2 separate regions of the Homo sapiens genome follow, and region 1 is linked to region 2. The links are chromatin loops, found by intact Hi-C in ENCODE. Cell type or tissue: tibial artery. All regions are shown on one strand. Each heading gives the region's core, and the rest is flanking DNA. Links, peaks and the distances in the headings are about the cores only.

Region 1 (9,840 bases), core at 692-8,691, 350 kb before region 2:
GAAGTCGCGGGGTGGGAAGAGGAAGTGTGCAGAGTTCTAGAGCCTGTCTTCACCTGGGGGATGTGCACTGACGATGCATATACTTGGCTGTGAAGGCCCAAATTTAGGACAGGGAGTTAGAACCACCCACATTGAAAGTCTAAGGGCCTGTTTCATCTTGCAGCCTCACCACGCTCCCACCAATAGCACAAATACTGTAGTACAAATGCTATGCTCAGTAAATGTTAATCAGCCTCATAAACAGTTCAGGGAAGGCTTTGAGGAGGAAAAGGGTGGAATTTCACCTGGGCCTTGAAGGGAATTTGGGAGGCACAGAGATGGGAAAAGGAAGAAGGCTGAGAGAACAGCATGAGCAGGGCACGTGGTGCACTATGGGAGTGTGTCGTGGGAGATGAGATCAGACAACTCCAGAGTCTGGAGTCCTTTACTCCAGGGACTTGGTGAGCATGTGGTGATCTGCATCTCCTGTTCTCTACACCTTGACTTCTCCTAGGCCCAGAACCATATCCTGCTCCACAAGCCTCGTCCTTGGCAAGAAGTTGCACCTGCCCAGAGAGAAAACCTTTTGAAACTGGCACAAAGGCACTGGAGAGACTGGCAGGGCCCCCTACTTGACGATCTGGCTCATCCATCTGCACACTGACCACGCTAAGAGCTGTCTGCAGTGATGGAAACCTTCTCTAGCTGTGCTGTCCTCTATAGTGGCACCAGCTGCCTGTGGCTACTGAGCACTTCAACTGTGGCTGCAGAGACTATGTTAAATTGTATTTAATCATAATTAATTTAATTGTAAACAACTACATGTGGCTAGTGGTTTCTGTACTGGGCACTGCAGGTGCACATTTCCTGCTGGCCATGGACAGTAAGCTCCATAAGAGACTAATTGTGCCTGGTTTGCTTATAGGCTTATCCTCAGCACCTGCACCAGCCTAGAATATGATTGGCACTCTATTAATTAAAAGTTCCCAGGTAAATGAATTAGTGGATTCTCTGTTTCCTCCACTATGCCACAACCTCCTTAAGGGCAGAGATGGTGTCTTCAAAAAAAAAAAATTCTGGTCAAAAACACATAAGATCTACCACCTTCACCATTGTTGTGTCCAGTTCAGTAGTATTAACTACACTTACATTGTGATACAACAAAAGATTGTGTCTTTTTACATTCTTAGGACCCAGCACAGTGTCTGGCACATAATCTTAGTAAACACTGGCAGAGCACATGCCTTTGCCAAGGCCAGAACAGAGGTTCAGTGCCATCCATTACCACCCTTTCACACATCCACTGGGGCTTTAAAAACAACCTGGAATGAAAGCTGTTGAGTCTAGAGAAATGGGCTACAAAGAAGGTTTACAAGATAATCTATTAAGAATAGGGAATACAGGCCGGGCACGGTGGCTCACACCTGTAATCCCAGCACTTTGGGAGGCTGAGGTGGGTGGATCATTTGAGGTCAGGAGTTCGAGACCAGCCTGGCCAATGTGGTGAAATCCTGTCTCTACCAAAAATTATCCAGGCATGGTGGTGCGTGCCTGTAGTCCCAGCTACTTGGGAGGCTGAGGCATGAGCATCGCTTGAACCCGGGAGGCAGAGGTTGCAGTGAGCCGAGATCGCGCCACTACACCCCAGCCTGGGTGACAGAGCAAGACTCCGTCTCAAAAAAATAAAAAAACCTAAAATAAAGCTTAATACACATGACATATGGATTGGCAGTCACACATAAATATGATTGATAAGGATACAAATATTTGGAGGTGCTGCCTGACCATCTGTTGCTGATTATGTGGAGATCACTTGTCTAGGACCCTGAGATAGACTGATGTTTCTAACTCTGCCACACACGGTCTCTCCCACCCTCCAGACACTTTCTTCCTTCAGTTCAGGGAACCCTCAATACACAGTAAGAATGAAGAGGTTGCAGGTCTGAGCTTGAGGAGGACTGGACTAAAAGGAGTTTAGCCCTGCCAGGGCATTCCGAGGACTGTGAAGATCCGGAATATTGGCCACAGGCATCTATGTATTTGAATCATATCCATTTTTGAGCTCACTCCTAGCAGAGGAGTCAAAACTTACGTTCTGGCCCCCAGGTACATTTCCAGTCTCTTACTCATAAAATTGTGACATACCCCCAGGGGTGCCCAAAGGGGTTTGTGAATCAAGATAGTTTGAGGAGAATCGATTTTCTGATCCTCAGTTTTTCTATGCTCTTTTTCCTAAAAGCGATATTCCTAAAAAGGCATCCAAGACAAGGCATCCCCTTTCCCATTTGCTGGGGAAGACAGCTTTACAAGAGAAAGCTGCCCCTCTCACCCATGTGACCCCCCACTCTGGGGCACTGCCCTAGGGGTAGAAATCTCCAAGGCATCAAACAAAGTGACTCCTGGGGGTCAAGTGACAGAGGAGCAAGTCTTTCTGCAAGTCAAGTGGTTTCCAGCTCTGCTTTCAGCAAAATTGAAAGAGGCACTAATCAAATTGCCAGCGGATCATAAAAAAACATTTTGATAATAATGTTATTAGGCATATAACTTGGAAGAAGTTCAAAGAATTGAATGGCATCCTCATAACAAACTCATCGGCTTCCATTTATTTATTTATGTGGACAGTGTTTCTCAATGTTTAAACCTACAAAAGACTAAACATGGGAGTAAACTTCATGTTGAACCTTGTGTGAGTCTAGCAATAAGTCATCCACATATACATACACTAATTGGGAAGAAAACCTGTCCCAACCCCAACTATTTTATTAAGAGATGCATTTCCAATAAAAATTTACCTTTTATGTTTAATAGTTGTTTATCAAATTTCGTAATTATTTACATTGCTCTGATCAATTGGATATAAACTATTCTAACACTAAACTCATAACCAAAAAATTAATGCTCAGCTTTGGGAACAGAGGAATTTTTTTTTTTTTTTTTTTTTTTGAGAAGGAGTCTTGCTCTGTTACCCAGGCTGGAGTGCAGAGGCGCAATTTCAGCTCTCTGCAACCTCCACCTCCCGGGTTCAAGCGATTCTCCTGCCTCAGCCTCCCAAGTAGCTGGGACTACAGGTGTGTGCCATCACGCCTAGCTAATTTTTGTATTTTTAGTAGAGACAGGGTTTCACCATGTTGGCCAGGATGGTCTTGACCTCTTGACCTCGTGATCTGCCCCTCGGCTTCCCAAAGTGTTGGGATTACAGGTGTGAGCCACCAGTCCCGGCCAGAAGTTTTAATCTTTAAATTTTATTTAATACAATAATCAATCAAAGATTTTTCTTTCTTTCTTTTTTTTTTTTTTTTTTTTGAGACAACTTCTCCCTTTGTTAGTCAGGCTAGAGTGCAGTGGTGCAATCATGGCTCACTGCAGCCTTGACCTCCTGGGCTCAAGCCATCCTCCTGCCTCAGCCTCCCCAAAGTACTGGGATTACAGTCATGAACCACCATGCCTAGCCAATAAAAGATTTTCAAGCATAAAAAATAAATACAGGCTGGGTGCTGTGGCTCACACCTATAATCTCAACACTTTGGGAGGCCGAGGTGGGCGGATCATTTGAGCCTAGGAATTGGAGACCAGCCTGGGCAATATGGTGAAACTGTGTCTCTACAAAAAATACAAAAATTAGCAGGGCATGGTGGTGCAGGCCTGTAGTTCCAGCTACTCAGAAGGCCGAGGTGGGGGAATCACCTGAGCCCAGGAGATTGAGGCTGCAGTGAATCAGGATCACACCACTGCACTCCAGCCTGGGCAACAGAGCAAAACCCTGCCTCAAAAAAAAAACAAACAAACAAACAAAAAAAAACCCTTACATTAGCATAAAATCTGTAACAGGAGTGAAATGGAAATACAAGTTCTTGGAGAGAACGAAATAATGTAAACTTCTAAGCTGTTTAATTAGCGTTTGTTCCCCTATTTTTTTTAATGGATAATGTTGGACACAGAATTGCTCTGGCATTTAGATTCCATTGGACATTTAAAAGAAAGATACAATTTGTATTTGAAAATATCAATATTCATTTTTCTTTGAATTTTTTGACTATAAAATATAATAAAGGCATATAGAAAGTGAAAAAATATTCATAAAATGCTAAAAAGGATATCCTTTGGAACTATTTAAATTTCTGATGGAAAATTTCAAATGCCAACTTAAATACAAGAGGGTAGGTCATGTAAAAAAATTATTTAAGGGGCTTTGAAGGCGGCTGTCTGGGGAGTTAAGGTCTTGTGTCTCCAGTGCCCTCTCTCACCCCTAAGGTACTGGGTGGGCCTCTGGAGGTACATCTGCCTATACAAGGAATCTTTGATGTAGCAAAAAAAAAACACAAAACACAAAAAACCCTCACAGCATGCCCTGCCCTTGGGCTCTGGAAACCACCGTCCTGCCTGCCCCACTCCTGCTCTCAGCCCCCTCCTCAGGCCTAAGCCTCCCCAACCCTCCCCACCCCCCACCCCACTGCCCCACCCGCAGTCCACCCCGCTGTCGCCTCCCAGCCCTGGCCCGGCCAGCCCTGGAGTAAATAAACCACCGGGCAAGGACCCAGACAATGGGCCTTGGCAAGGAGTTAATGGGCTGGGCCTCTCGCGTTAGCCGAGTGTGACCGGAGCTGGCAGGGGGCCTGGCCTGGCGCCAGCATCGATTACGACCAGACGGAGCCAGGGCAGACTTGGCACGAATGGGCCCCACAGCTGGCAGATTCAGTCACCCTGGCCACAAGGGCACGAGGCCTGCCCTGGGCGCCGGCTGCCACCGCGGCTGTGCTCCCTGCCACCGCCTTCACTGCCAGTGTGGCAGGGCCGCTTGTCAGGCACTCAGTCCCTAGGCCCTTTTGGTTCTCCCCAGGGGATTGTCCCTGGTCAGGCCTCTTCCTGTCCCAGGCTGCCTCTGAGGCTGCTCTGTGGCCCCACAGACTGGGTGCAGAGCGGGGGTGGGGTAGGGGGAGGCTGAGGGTTGGGCTGGGGGATGCAGCTGTGACGCCCCTGCCCCCGGCACTCCCACCACTCCAGGACAGAGGGAGGCTGCTGAGCCAGGCTGGTGTTGGTCAGCAGGAAGAACAGGTGAAGCAAGCCTCATTTCTGGTGTCCAGATGGAGGACAGGGTCTTTCTTCCCCTGTTTCTCAGAAACCTTTGTGGGCCTGGGCTCTGCTCTGGCTCGGCAGCTCCACCCTGCAGGGGGATTGGCCGGGTGGCAGGGACCACCTGAGGGCTCACTGCGTCCCTGCTAAGAAGTTGTTCGAGTCAGGGTTTGCAAGCGGGGCTTGCCTGGGGGAAAGGGCATTTCTTGCTTTTTGGGTTTACTGCTCCTCCCAGGCTCTCTGGGTCCCTCTCCCCTGGGCGATGGGCTGTGGCATAACGTCCTCAGGGCAAGGTAACGGCTCCATCTGGAGCTGATGGCTCCTCCAACGCTAAGGAGCTCCATGGACCCAGTCTTGCTGAGCAAAGGTTTCTTTGGCTTGACTGCTGGAAGACAAATCACACCACTGGGCAGTCTCCAAATTTTAGGGGATGGTCAGTATCTCTCTGAGAGAGATACTGAGAGGTCCAAAAAACCCCACAGAGGAGAGAAAACACCAGGCCACATACCCAGAGTGACAGCCCCTGCTCTCTGAGGTCACAGGTGGAGAGCAGGGGAGGTCAGGCCCTGAGGGCTGTGGCTGCTGGAGCCAGCTCCACCAGGCCTGATAATCCCTGCAGATGAAGCCGGCGCCCATCCCAGTAGGCAGTGGTAATCCCCACCCAACCCCACTTCCCCGGGGAGGAAGCTGACACAGGGGTGAGGGGGCACTGGAAACACGGGAGAGCAGAGGAATGGCAGCTGGGGCCCTTACCCCGGCACCAGCTTCTGCACCTGCCCTGAGTTTCCCTTGTCCCCCTCCAGAAGCTCTCAGATCTTTACTTTTTTGTGAGCTCTGTTCTCAGAGAAAGTTCTAATACATGTATAATACCAACTGGCTAACTGAGTGGGGTGGGTTGGGGCTTGGGGGGCTGGGGAAATGTGTGGCCCACCAAAGGACACTAACCCAACAACCCTGCGGAGTTGTGGTCTCCAAACTGAAAGAGGACACAGTGTCAGGTGACAAACAAAACTGGCCTGGAGCCAGGCATGGTGGCTCACTCCTGTAATCCCAACATTTTGGGAGGCCGAGGCTGGAGGATCACTTGAGCTCAGGAGTTCAAGACCAGCCTGGACAATATAAGGAGACCCCTGTATTTACAAAAATTTAAAAAATTAGCTGGGCTAATGGTGGTGCATGCCTGTAGACCCAGCTACTCGAGAGGCTGAGGTGGGATGGTCGCTTGAGCCTGGGAGGCAAAGGTTGCAATGAGCCGAGATTGCGCCGCTGCACTCCAGCCTGGGCAACAGAGCGAGACCCTGTCTCAAAAATTTAAAAAGTTAAAAAAATTAAAATTAAAAACTGGCCTAGACTAGGGAAGTGAAATGTCCAAACATTTTGAACAGATAAGAGGCATGGTAGGAGGGATGAATTTTTATAAAAGAAATATTGACATTTGGTGGCGAAATATAAATATATACAAATCTTTTCCTCTACAATACTTTTTTATTGTCCTTGAAGGACCTACAAAAATCACTTAGGTCGTTTAGGCACATAAAATGTGCCATGCATAACTTGGCTCATAAAATTGTCACCTTTGTTATATGGTTCCAGAGATGTGAAGGTCTGTTTAAAAGTTAAAAACATGCTGTTAATGGAGACTCTATTTTTCCCCAATATTTTTTAAAACCAAAAGACTCCTCAAGGAGTCTGATTTTTTTTTCTCCCCTGGCCTTCATCTGGACTCTTCCTTTTGGTGGCCTTTAATGAAGTAGGTTGGAGACCCTTCATACTGGGTAACCTCACACCTTGACCTGGGTAGTCAGTAGCACAGGGCCCAATGCTTAGAAGGGCCTTGCATTTGGTTTAAAACTCTGTTGCCGCAATATATATATGTCTTTTTTGAGACAGGGTCTTGCTCTGTCACCCAGGCTGGAGTGCTGTGGCATGTTCTTGGCTCACTGCAGCCTCCACCTCCTGGGTTCAGGCTATCCTCCCACCTCAGCCTCCCTAGCAGCTGGAACTCACAGGCATGCACCACCACGCCCACTAATTTTTTATTTTATTTTTTTGAGACAGGGTCTTGTTCTGTCACCCAGGCTGGAGTGCAGTGATGCAATTTTGGCTCACTGCAACCTCTGCTTCCTGGGATCAAGTGATCCTCCCACCTCGGCCTCCTGAGTAGCTGGGACTACAAGCATGTGCCACTGTGCCTGACCTAATTTTTTATTTTTTGTAGAGACAGGCTCTCACTATGTTGCCCAGGCTGGTCTTGAACTCCTGGGCTTAAATGATCCTCCTACCTCAGCCTCCCAAAATGCTGGGATTACAGGCACGTGCCACCACACCCAGCAAACGCTTCATAATTTAATAAGGGGCCCGTATTTTCACTTTGCACTGAGCCCCACAAGATAAGTAGCCAGGTCTAGTTATACCCCCGCCTGAAGCCAACACTGACCTTCCCCAGCCCTCGGAGCTGTCCCCAGGCCTCACTAGTCTCATCTCTCCAGTAGGAGGCCTTTGCCCTTGTGTAAGTCTTGCTTCTTCTCGTCAGGAGTGCCTGACTGCGTGCCTCGCTTCGAGCCTCCCGTCCCCTCTAGCCAGCTCAACAGCATCTCCTTATATTCCCCTTCGGCCCTGGGGACCACTGGGAACAAAACAAAACGCAACCCGTTCCCTTGTGGCTGTCGGGCGGGCGGGCGTTGAGCCCTGTTCCTCACTCCAGCTGGTGTACCCCTCCGGGAGCCACGCCTCGCGCGGAGCGGGAGCCTTCAAAGAGGCCGCGCCTTCCTGGCTGCTCCCTTCGCATCCTGATCCAGTCCAATGATGTTTTTGCAATTTTCCTGTGAGCTTGGTGGGAAAAGCTCAAAGAGACTCTGTCTTCCTTTCTGGCTTCCTTTCCAGACGGCGCAGCTTTCTCTCAGCTGCTCCCCTGCCCCACCTCTCTCGAGGAAATCGGTCTCTTTCCTCTCCCCCTCACCCAAAAGGTCCATTCCTGAGGCTTATCCTGAAATCAAGCCGTAGCGGAGCGGTGGGGGATCCGAGGCACAAGGTGGGTCGGAAGTCGGCTAACCACCTGGCTTGGGGCCTCCCTACCAATGCCACCTGTGGAGGCAGACTGTTCGGAGGATCCCGGAGGGAGACAGGGATAAAGAGAGCTCCTGGGGCTGGAAGAACATTAGCACCTCTCATTAGGGCTCCCACAATACCCCATCTGAAAGAAGGTGATGGGTTGTTCATAACCCGCTTCTCCTGGAAACACTTTCTAGTGGCCGGGGACAAACGGGAATGTGTCGCCTCTGTGGCCTTTCTGTTGAAGCAGCTTAGCTGTCAACGCTATTCCCTGGGAAGAGCCTGGCATCCCAGGGGTCTCAGAACGGGCATCAGAGTTCAGAATGTATGACAATCACTCCCAGCCAATACCATCACTCTCCCAAATCAGGAGTTTCCAGTTCTCCCAAGGCATCAACTGTACCCTGACACCCTAGTGCAGTGCTAGGGAAGTGCGCATGTCCCATTAACATCACTCCTCCATCCGCTCCTCCGCCCCTCTTTCCTTCTCTATTAAAAGTGATAGGCTGGGCGCGGTGGCCCACGCCTGTAATCCCAGCACTTTGGGAGGCCGAGGCGGGCAGATCACTGTCAGGAGATCGAGACCATCTTGGCTAACACGGTGAAACCCCGTCTCTACTAAAAATACAAAAAATTAGCCGGGCGTGGTGGCGGGTGCCTGTAATCCCAGCTACACGGGAGGCTGAGGCAGGAGAATAGCGTGAACCTGGGAGGCGGAGCTTCCAGTGAGCCAAGATGGCGCCACTGCACTCCAACCTGGGGGACAGAGCGAGACTCCGTCTCAAAAAAAAAAAAAAAGATCCGCAGGACTTGAGAATAAAGAAGACTTGCCTGCTGTTTCCACCCACTAGAGAGCCCACCAGGCCCAGGGACAAGCCCAGGGCTCCAACTCTTCCCTTTTTTTTTTTTTTTTTTTTTTTTCCAGCAACGGGGCCTCATGATGTTGCCTAGGCTGGGCTCCAGCTCCTGGATTCAAGCAATCCTCCCACCTTGGCCTCTCAGTGTTTTGGGATTACAGGTGTGAGCCACCACGCCTGGTCTCAAGCCTTCGCTTTCGCAATCAGCACTAAAGGCAGCCAGAAATCAACCGTGCGCCACCCCCGACCTGAGAAACAAGTCTAAATGTGTCCGGAATTGGTGGGTTCTTAGTTTCACTGACTTCAAGAATGAAGCCGCGGACCCTCGCGGTGAGTGTTACAGCTCTTAAGGTAGCGCGTCTGAAGTCTGTCCCTTCTGATGTTCACACGTGTTCCGAGTTTTTTCCTTCTGGTGGGTTTGTGGTCTCGCTGGCTTAGGAGTGAAGCTGCAGACCTTCGCGGTGAGTGTTATACCTCTTAAGGCAGCGCGTCTGGAGTTGTTTGTTCCTCCCGGTGGGCTCGTGGTCTCAGGAGTGAAGCTGCAGATCTTCGCGGTGAGTGTTATAGCTTATAGCTCATAGACGCAGCGTGGACCCAAAGAGTGAGCAATAGCAAGATTTATTGCAAAGACCGAAAGAACACAGCTTCTATCAGCCTGGAAGGGGACCCGAGCGGGTTGCCAATGCTGGCTTGGGCAGCCTGCTTTTATTCTCTTATCTGGCCCCACCCACATCCTGCTGATTGGTAGAGCCGAGTGGCCTGTTTCGTCAGGGCGCTGATTGGTGCGTTTACAATCCCTGAGCTAGATACAAAGGTTCTCCACGTCCCCATTAGATTAGTTAGGTACAGAGTTTCCACACACAGGTTCTCCAAGGCCCCACCA
Region 2 (9,840 bases), core at 124-8,123:
TTGGTACAGGTTAAGTATCCCTAATCCTGAAATCTGAAACACTTGTGGTTCCAAGCATTTTGGATAAGGCAAATTCAACTTTCAGTCTCTTTTCTGGGGGAAAAAAATAATAAACCTAGCCTAGCCAGGCGTGGTGGCTCATGCTTGTAATCCCAGCACTTCAGGAGGCTGAGATGGGTGGATCACCTGAGGTCAGGAGTTCAAGACCAGCCTGGCCAACATGTGGAAACCTCGCCTCAACTAAAAATAGAAAAAAATTAGTTGGGCATGGTGGTGGGCACCTGTAATCCCAGCTACTTCAGGAGGCTGAGGCAGGAGAATTACTTGAACCCAGGAGGCGGACGTTGCAGTGAGCCGAGCTTGTGCCATTGCACTCCAGCCTGGGCGACAAGAGCAAAACTCTTCAAAAAACAAAACAAAACAAAAAAACCCTGGCCCTTGTTTCTTCCAGTTTCTAGAGGTATCAGCTCCTAGCAGCTTATGAACACATATGCTTGCTTGGCCAGGCAAGGTGGTGTGTGCCTGTAATCCCAGCACTTTGGGAGGCCAAGGCAGGTGGATCACTTGCAGTCAGGAGTTCAAGACCAGCCTGTCCAACGTGGTGAAACCCCATCTCTACTAAAAATACAAAAATTAGCCAGGGGTGGTGGTGCACGTCTGTAATCCCAGCTACTCAGGAGGCTGAGGCAGGAGAATCACTTGAACCCGGGAGGTGGAGGTTGCAATGAGCCAATATGACACCGCTGCAGTCCAGCCTGGGCCATAGAGTGAGACTCTGTCTCAAAAAAGGAAAGAAAAATAGGCTGGGCACAGTGACTCATGCCTGTAATCCCAACACTTTGGGAGGCCGAGGCAGGTGGATCACGAGGTCAGGAGTTCAAGACCAGCCTGGCCAAGATGGTAAAACCTCGTCTCTACTAAAAATACAAAAATTAGCCAGGTGTGGTGGCAGGCTCCTGTAATCCCAGCTACTCAGGAGGCTGAGGCAGAGAATTGCTTGAACCCGGGAGGCAGAGTTTGCAGTGAGCCAAGATCACACCACTGCACTCCAGCTTGGACGACAGAGCGAGACTCTGTCTCAAAAAATAATAGGCCAGGCATGGTGGCTCAACGTCTGTAATCCCAGCACTTTGGGAGGCCGAGGCGGGCAGATCACAAGGTCAGGAGTTCGAGACCAGCCTGACGACCAACATGGTGAAACCTCGTCTCTACTAAAAATACAAAAATTAGCCAGGCCTGGTGGCACGCGCCTGTAATCCCAGTTACACAGAAGACTGAGGCAGGAGAATCGCTTGAACGCAGGAGGCAGAGGTTGCAGGAGCTGAGATCGCGCCATTGCACTCCAGCCTGGGCAACAGAGTGAGACTCTGTCTCAAAAAATAATAATAAAATAAATGAACACACATGCTGCTGAGTCCGCAGGGGGGGCAGAGCAGAGGACAGCGTGCTTTTGTGTACTGTTGGAAGACTGGCTCCTCCTGTACAGCACCTCTGAGCCCTTGTGCACCGCCCTGCCACGGGCACCATCCAGTCCTGGCCGTGTGACCACCCACAGCTGACTGGGCAGCAGGCACAGGCCCTACCCGAGCAGGCCGGAGTTGGCTCGCATGACTCCAGCTGAGGCTGCCTGTGTACATTTCTCCAGATACCCTATGGCTAATTTTGTTATAACTGCACAGTGGCTGCTGCCATTTTGTATTAAATATATTGTGAAACAAACCTATCTGGGGAGAAGCAATCTACTTGCCGCTGCTTCCTGTCTGGATCCAGCTTGTGTCCTTGGAGAGTGGCTGGCCCAGGTCCTATTCCTGTCCTCCAGCCCGTTCTTTCATGAGGGACAGGAAGGTAAAATCAGCCCTTAGGAGAGAGGTCTCAGCCTCCCTTTCCCAGATCTCCCAGTGAGTTTTAAAGGAAGCAGGGAGCCCAGAGTGCTAAGTTCTTACAGCCAGAAGGAAGCTTATAGATTTCTGAAAACCGCCCCTTTGTTTTTAAAAAGATCAACACAATTTGACTTTCTCAAGGTCAAAACGAACTAGAATCCAGATCTGCTCATGGCAAAAATGGGGGTGTTCTGAGAATTCCAGCTTTGGGCCGCACTGTACAGCAGTCTGGATAGAGTGTGATCTGAGAAGGGAATGGGTCTGGGTTGTTCCACCCCTTCCGAGTTCCAAAAAGAGGGAACTGGTTTTCTTGGTTCTCAGCCCAGCAGCACCTATCCTGGCTCTTGGTCCTGGCCTGCAGCCAAGTGCTGTTCCTAGCCTGAGGCTTGAGACAGGTGGGGTTGGCTCCTCACCAACCCCAGTTCCGTCCCATCCTGAGGGCAAGATCCTGGGCTCATAGGCAGTCCCTTTCACTTCCTTGTCTTGCTCCCTGCTATGTTGGAGATGAATGTGACTAAAAGGGCCATCTTGCTGGCTTAATGTGTGGCTGGAGAGACCAGCCTGGAGACAATGTGGCAAAATGGGGCGCTTCATCCAGTCTGTCTAAGCCCTGTCGACTTGGGGAGGTGATTTCTTTCCTGGTTCTATATGTGAAGCAAAATAAATGTTTTAAAATTAAAAGCAAAAAAAACAAAATGAACCATGCAGCCTGAGTGGTAAATGGAAGAACAAGGGGCACGTCTACTTTGGTTCTTGTGGGCGTGTTTGGTTGCCTACATGCATTGGGCAAATCTGCAGCACCAGCTGCCAGCACTGCTCCTTCCTGCGGCTGGCTCTTACTCCACTCCAATTTTAGGCAGGTCACACTATCAGGGCAGCTCGCTGCTGTTGATGCTGCCTGCCCTGTGGGAGGGCAACAGAACCTTGGGATGTTTTTTAAGCGTGGTCTGAGCACACCCCTTATCAAAATTTGGCAACCTAGAATAAATGCAGGTTCCTGGATCCTGCCCCAGACCTAATCACATCCCCAAGGGTGAGTCTGCAAGGCAATCTTCTACAACCACCATCTGAGTCCTAAAGCAGGCTTCCCCAGGAGCCTAAGTCCTAATTCTAAATCCATATAATCTAGTGATAACAATCCCTTGCCCATGTAACCCTCTCAAGTCTGAGATCCTTGATCTTTGCACAACCGAGTGCAGGAGGCAAGGTTTCGCGCAGGGCCCCCTTTCAGAAGACCGGTAAGGTGAGTTGCCCTCGGTGGAATGGGACTAGACCTGGTGTCAACACACCGCGCGGTCTGGAGAGAGGTTCCCAGTCCCTGCCTGCCGGGTGGGAGCTGGGACCTAAGACCCAGGTGGCCATCTGTCGCGACCCCCAGCCTAGGGCAGGTCCAGAGTCCTTCCTCTGACCCTCTCCCTCGAGGCAGCGCGCTTCTTCGAGCGCAGCACTGGCTTGCCAGACGCAGCTCGAGTGTCGCATGGAGCTCGCCTGACCCCTGCCGGCTGCCCGCGGGGTTGGGTTGCAAACGCGCGGAGCCAGCCTATATGGCCTTTGCCTGGGGTTCAAGGCCCCCAGTTTGGGATTTCAGGACTCAACGACGTTTTGTTTTAGCCAATAAGGACATGAAAGGGAAGAGGGGTTGGGGGAAGCCTATCCTCTATTACCATCATTTCATAAAAGGCTTTTTTTTTTTGAGACGGAGTCTCGCTCTGTCGCCCAAGCTGGAGTGCAGTGGCGCAATCTTGGCTCACTGCAAGCTCCGCCTCCCAGGTTCACGCCATTCTCCTGCCTCAGCCTCCCGAGTAGCTGGGACTACAAGCGCCCGCCACCATGCCCGGCTAATTTTTTGTATTTTTAGTAGAGACGGGGTTTCGCCGTGTTAGCCAGGATGGTCTCGATCTCCCGACCTCATGATCTACCCACCTCGGCCTCCCAAAGTGCTGGGATTACAGGCGTGAGCCACCGCGCCCGGCCGACTTTTTTTTTTTTTTTTTTTTTTTTTTTTTTTTAAGACGGAGTCTCACTTTGTCATCTAGGCTGGAGTGCAGTGGCGCGATCCCAGCTCACTGCAACCTCCACATCTAGGGTTCAAGCGATTCTCGTGCCTTAGCCTCCCAAATAGCTGGGATTACAGGCATGTGCCACCATGCCTGGCTAATTTTTGTATTTTTAGTAGAGACGGGGTTTCACCATGTTGGCCAGGCTGGTCTCAAAGCCCTGGCCTCAATTGATCCACCGGCCTCAGCCTCCCAAAGTGCTGGGATTACAGGCATGAGCCACCACGCCCAGCTAGGCCAGGATTTTTATTTGTTTGTTTATTTATTTATTTTTGAGACAGGATCTCACTCTGTCACCCAGTGCAGTGGCGTGATCTCAGCTTACTGCAGCCTCGACCTCCCTGGCTCAAGGATCCTCTGGCCTCAGTCCTCCCCCTTGCCACCCACCCCCAGCCCCCCAGTAGCTGGAACTAGAGGTGTGCACCACCATGCCAGACTAATTTTTGTATTTTTTGTAGAGCCGGGCTTTCACCATGTTGTCCAGGCTGGGCTCAACTGCTGGGCTCAAGCGATCCTCCTGCCTCCACTTTCCAAAGTGTTGGGATTATAGGCGTTGAGCCAGTGTGCCCAGCCCTTAAATTTTTGTATATGCTTTATGTTCACTGTTTTAAAAAATACTACAGTTTTTAAAAGCTTATTTAAAAAAATAAAAGTCCCCTGTCCCTCCTATCCCCATTCCCACTCCCAGGACAAAACCACTTTTGAATCTTTAAGGGGCTTCTTTTGATAATTCACTTCATACCTCTAAGTGACATGCTTACTTATTGATTTAATTGTAAGCACTTTTAAGGATAGTTTTTGTTTTTGTTTTTAAGACGGAATCTTGCGCTCTCTCGCCCATGCTGGAGTACAGTGGCATAATCTCAGCTGACTGCAACCTCCGCCTCCTGGGTTCTAGCGATTCTTCTGCCTCAGCCTCCCGAGTAGCTGGGACTACAGGTGCACACCACCATGCCCGGCTAATTTTTGTATTTTTAGTAGAGACAGGGTTTCACCATATTGGCCAGGCTGGTCTCAAACTCTTGACCTCATGATCTGCCCACCTCGGCCCCCCAAAGTGCTGGGATTCCAGGCATGAGCCACCATGCCCGGCCCAAGGATAGTTCTTTAAAGTGCATACATTTGATTTATGAGAAGTTATGCCCATACTTTTTTCACTTCCTCGGGCCAGCCCTGTCCACGGGCCAGTGTTTGGGAGCCCTGAAATCAGGTGGTGCAGAGCCCCATTCACATTCCTGGCTGTCCCCAACCCCTGCCCACACTTGGTACCCAGAGCCTACAGCCACGCTAGTGCCGAGTGGGAGCTCTCCTCTCCCTGTGTGCGCCACTTGGTTACTCTTGCAGGGGGCCGTTCCAGAATTTGGCCTCTTTCCCTCACCCACCACCCAGCCACTCTCAGAGGCTAGCCTGGTATCTCTTAAATACTTCCTGGATCTTAACATCCTGCCAACTTGCCTTCCTTCTTCCAGGCCATGCCCCTCAACCCTTCCTCTACACTGAACCAGTGAACTATCAAGCTCCCCGCAAATTCTTCAGTGGCTCCCAGCACCTGTAAGATCTAAGGCTTGGCAAGGCAAATATGACTCTGATCCCCCTGGGCCTTCCCCTTCTGCTGCTTCCCTCCTTCCCTGCTGAATGTTCGTGTTCTTGTTGCAAGGAGTCCTCACTGCCATGTTTCTCATCCCTGTGCCTTTGGTCTGGGGCAGCTCTGGAAGTCCTTCCAGCCCTTCAAACTTTCTCTTGCTTCCTCATCTCTAAAGCCTCAGGCCAGGGCCTGCCTCCTTCAGGAAGACCTCTCTTCTCCAACCTTCCCTCATTCCTCTGTCTCCATCTCATCCATCCTGGATGGGTCCCCTTTCTCCTTCTCCCTGGGCATATCTGCACTGATGGGCTTGCCACACAGTTGTTTATTCCAGTTTCCCCAGCATTAGGCAGGCTGTGAATCTGAGAGCTAGGACTGTGATTTGACTGTCTTTACATGATCACCATCCAGCACAGTTCCTGGCATGTAATAGGTGCACAACAAATATTTATTGAAAGAGTAGATGAGTAGTCACATGACACTTAGCTCACATTTTGCTGGTATACTGTTATTTGTGTATACGGTCCTCTCTGTAAGATCTTTGAGGTCAAAGACCCTCTCTCACTTATCTGAACTCTCCCAATAGCACCCGGGGCTCACAGTAAGTGCTCAGTGGCTATGTTCATGCTGAATGAGTGAAATGACAGGTGGGCCAGAGCCCTGGCCTAATCCCAGCATTGGCAGAAACAGCAGGGCCAGCCGGCTTTGCCTGGCCCTGTTTTCTCCAGGCCTTCCCACCCTGGAGTGGCCAGAGCCCAGCCGCAGAAGGGAGGCCCTCATCCCCGTACTCCTCTGACCCACTCAGAGACAGAAGGAAGCTGTGCTAAAAGACCCTGACCCTCCTCTGCTAGCTGAGGACGAGAATGGGAGCTGGAAGGGGAAAGGGGCAGAGCAGAGCCACACAGCCTTTGTGTTCTTGTGTGAAATGCATGGTATATATGGGAGAGTATATACATGCACATATGCAGTGTGAAAAATAACAAACTCCTGTGTACCCAACACGCAGGTCAATGAAGACAGTATTCCAAGCCCATGTGCCCCTCCTTGACATATTCTCCCCAGGGGAGCCACCATCCTGAATTTGGTGATAATCCTCCCCTTACCTTTCTCAATGGCTTCCTGCCTCTGTATAGATCCCTGAACAATATTGTTTAGGTTGCCTGATTTCAAACTTTCTATAGCTGGACTCATACTATATATATATATATATATATATATATTCTTCCATATCTTGCTTTTTGGCTCATCATTGTATAGTTTTTGTTTTCTTGTTTTCTTGGTTTTTTTGTTTGTTTGTTTTTCATTTTGTTTTGAAACAGGGTCTCACTCTGTTCATGATCACAGCTCACTACAGCCTCAACCTTTTGGGCTCAAGCCATCTTCCTGCCTGGGCCTCCTAGGTAACTGGGATTACAGGGATTTGCCATAAAGCTCAGCTAATTTTTTTGTATTTTTTGTAGAGATGGGGCTTCATCATGTCGCCCAGGCTGGTCTCAGACTCCTGGGCTTAAGAGATCTGCCTGCCTCAGCCTCCCAAAGTGGCCTCCATGCTCAGCTCTTTTAAATTTTTTATTGTTTTTGAGACAGGGCCTCACTTTGTCACCCAGGCTGGAGTGCAGCGGCGCAGTCATGACTAACTGCAGCCTTGACCTCCCGGGCTCAAGTGATTCTCCCACTTCAGTCTCTTCAGTAGCTGGGATTAAAGGCCCAGTCCGGCTATTTTTTTTTTTTTTTCTTAAATGTTATAGAGACAGGGTCTCACTATGTTGCCCAGGCTGGTCTCCTGAGCTCAAGCCATCCTTCTGCTTCAGCCTCCCAAAGTGCTGGGATTACAAGTGTGAGCCACGGTGCCCAGCCTCATTCATGTTAATGAGCAGGACTGTAATCTCTTCAATTTTTTTTCTTGTGTAGTATTCCATAATGTGGAAATACAACAATTTAATTGTCCATTCTACTGTCGATGGACATTTGGGCTGTTTCCAGTTTGGGGCTATTCTAAAACATTCCTGGCCAGACGCGGTGGCTTATACCTGTAATCCCAGCACTTTGGGAGGCCGAGGCGGGTGGATCACCTGAGGTCAGGAGTTTGAAACAAGCCTGGCCAACATGGTGAAACCCTATCTCTACTAAAAATACAAAAATTAGCCGGGTGTGGTGGTGGATGCCTGTAATCCCAGCTACTCTAGAGGCTGAGGCACAAGAATAGCTAGAACCTGGGAGGCAGAGGTTGCAGTGAGCCGAGATCACACCATTGCACTCCAGCCTGGGCAACAGAGCGATACACTGTCTCAAAAAAAAAAAAAGAAAAGAAAAAACCATTCCTGTGGGTATCTTCTGATACAGATGTGCAAGTGTTCCTCAAGTCATAGTCCCAGGAATATAATTTATCTGTTGTAGGCTATGCACCTGATCAACCTTACTAGATAATTCAAAACTGTTTTCCAAAGTAGTTGTGGGCCTATTAGAATGATGCCACCAGAGGTGACTTGGGGCAAAAGTTGAATGCCAGCCCCAGGGCTAACCCCATGAGCTTATTTTCAGCAAGGGAGAGAAATCAGATGGCAAAAGTGTGCATCTGTGCATCGCTGCTTCCCCAGCCAGGCCCATAAACCACATGTTGAACAAACCTTTATAGGCAAGCTACTAAGACCCATGCACTGGGCGACGGGCTGGGGAGATGGTAATGATTTAGCACAGACCAGCCTCAGAGAGCAACAATTACGTTTCCATTTACCCTGCCAGGCAGCCGGATGCTCCAGTTTTGCCCTGGAAGACACGAGAGAGTAAGGGCTGGATAGATAAGTGGGAATTTTCTTGAAGAAAAAAAGGTATTCCAGGCCCAGGAATATCTCAGCACAGGCAGTACCTCCGCTCCTCAAAGGTGGCCAGTGGATCAGTGGCGGAAGTACAGAGGGCTGCCCTTGCTGGCAGAAGAAGGAAGGAAGGAAGCAAGAAGACTAGGGCTACGCTCGCACTGGCAGAGAGAGACACAGCTCCAGATCCAGATCCATTCAGACACAGCTTGTGCCTTGTGCCCGTCCAGGAGCAAACATGGGTGAGCATGCACATGGACATGCATACGTCTGCACACACTTTCAGAGAGGCTGTCAGACACGCTGCAGGAGCAGAGGCAAGGAGCGTGAACACGCAGCTGCTTGTGGGAGATAAGCCCAGCGCTGGGGGCTGCCTGCCTGGCCTGCCTTGAGAGTCCCCTTGCACATCTGCCTGGGTTCCCAAGAGGCAACCTCTACAAAGACATGTGTTTTCAGGACAACCTGCCCCCTCCCGCAAAGTCTTTCTATTTACAGGAATAGAGTAGCAAAATCCCTTAGTTCATACTTGAGTCTTGTCTGATGCTGCAGGCTGGCCAGGGCTGGGCATACAGTGGGTCTCTTTACTTGTTGAAGTAGAATAGTTAAATGAAATTTACTATAAGATAAATTAAGATAACTTTACTATAAGATATATTAAGATTTAAAATAGGGGGAAAGAGGAACCTGAAATGAGAAAAGGGTAGTGAAGGAAGACTTGATGTCCTTCATAACTGGCCTGCATCCTGCCCAGCCCCTCCTTTCTTTCCAGAAGCCCACCAGTGGCCCAGAGTGGAAGGGTGGGAGTCAGACCAGTCCAAGGTTGCTAATTAAGACTGGACTGCCAGGCACGGTGGCTCATGCCTGTAATCCCAGCACTTTGGGAGGCTGAGGCGGGCAGATCACCTGAGGTCAGAAGTTTGAGACCAGCCTGGCCAACATGGTGAAACCCCGTCTTTACTAAAAATAAAAAAATTGGCTGGGTGTGGTGGCACGCACCTGTAATGCCAGCTACTCAGGAGGCTGAGGCAGGAGAATTGCTTGAACCTGGGAGACGGAGGTTGCAGTGAGCCGAGATTTGGCCACTGCACTCCAGCCTGGGTGACAGAGTGAGACTCCGTGTCAAAAAAAAAAAAAAAAAGACTGGACTGTTTGTGGGTTTTATATGACTGCTGCTTGAGACTGCTTGAGAGAGCTGAGATCTGCTCTCCCTTCCTAAGACTGCTTCCAAGGCCCGGAGCTGGCAGCAGTTCAGAATCACCACCTAGATATTGAGATCCAGCCAGTTCCAGGTCCTCTTGTACCTCTTCCCAGCCCCTCTCTCCCAGGTACCCCGGGCAAAGTATACTCTACGGTCCTTTGAGGCTGGAGAAGCAGGTGGTTGTGAAATAGGCTGGCCTTTGGGACCTCCCTCTCCCCTGGTACCCTCCCTCCCTAGGAGGCTGCTTGGCTCCAGAGTGAAGGAGCAAGTGGGGGCCCTCCATAGTCTTCTCCTTCCATGGCCAAGCCGC

What was found. Peaks named below come from ENCODE experiments on the same cell type or tissue, not always from the same donor. Only the 100,000 strongest peaks of a DNase experiment are listed, where the experiment ranks them.
Region 1: a loop joins it to region 2, with 2.4 times the contacts of the local background. A loop is called at or near these places in 3 of 110 quality-filtered maps.

What each region holds. Positions count from the first base shown.
Region 1 is chr15:40,064,728-40,074,567 of GRCh38, forward strand. SRP14-DT (SRP14 divergent transcript) reads left to right here. Exons shown (of 3, transcript NR_040060.1): 3 at 494-2,782. It overlaps LOC105370787 (a long non-coding RNA gene), which reads right to left. Exons shown (of 3, transcript NR_188231.1): 3 at 9,560-9,840. Among named protein-coding and RNA genes, the nearest start is that of SRP14-DT, 30 kb to the left of the region's middle. RefSeq lists enhancers at 1-99, 5,085-5,204 and silencers at 3,593-3,776, 4,895-4,954. In tibial artery, for the core only: a CTCF peak has its summit at 4,692; a DNase peak (open chromatin) is centred at 4,604; H3K27ac peaks cover 1,934 bases.
Region 2 is chr15:40,418,729-40,428,568 of GRCh38, forward strand. It overlaps IVD (isovaleryl-CoA dehydrogenase), which reads left to right. Exons shown (of 12, transcript NM_002225.5): 12 at 1-2,580. Among named protein-coding and RNA genes, the nearest start is that of BAHD1, 17 kb to the right of the region's middle. In tibial artery, for the core only: a CTCF peak has its summit at 3,368 (motif pointing left); a DNase peak (open chromatin) is centred at 3,289; H3K4me3 peaks cover 312 bases; H3K27ac peaks cover 1,313 bases.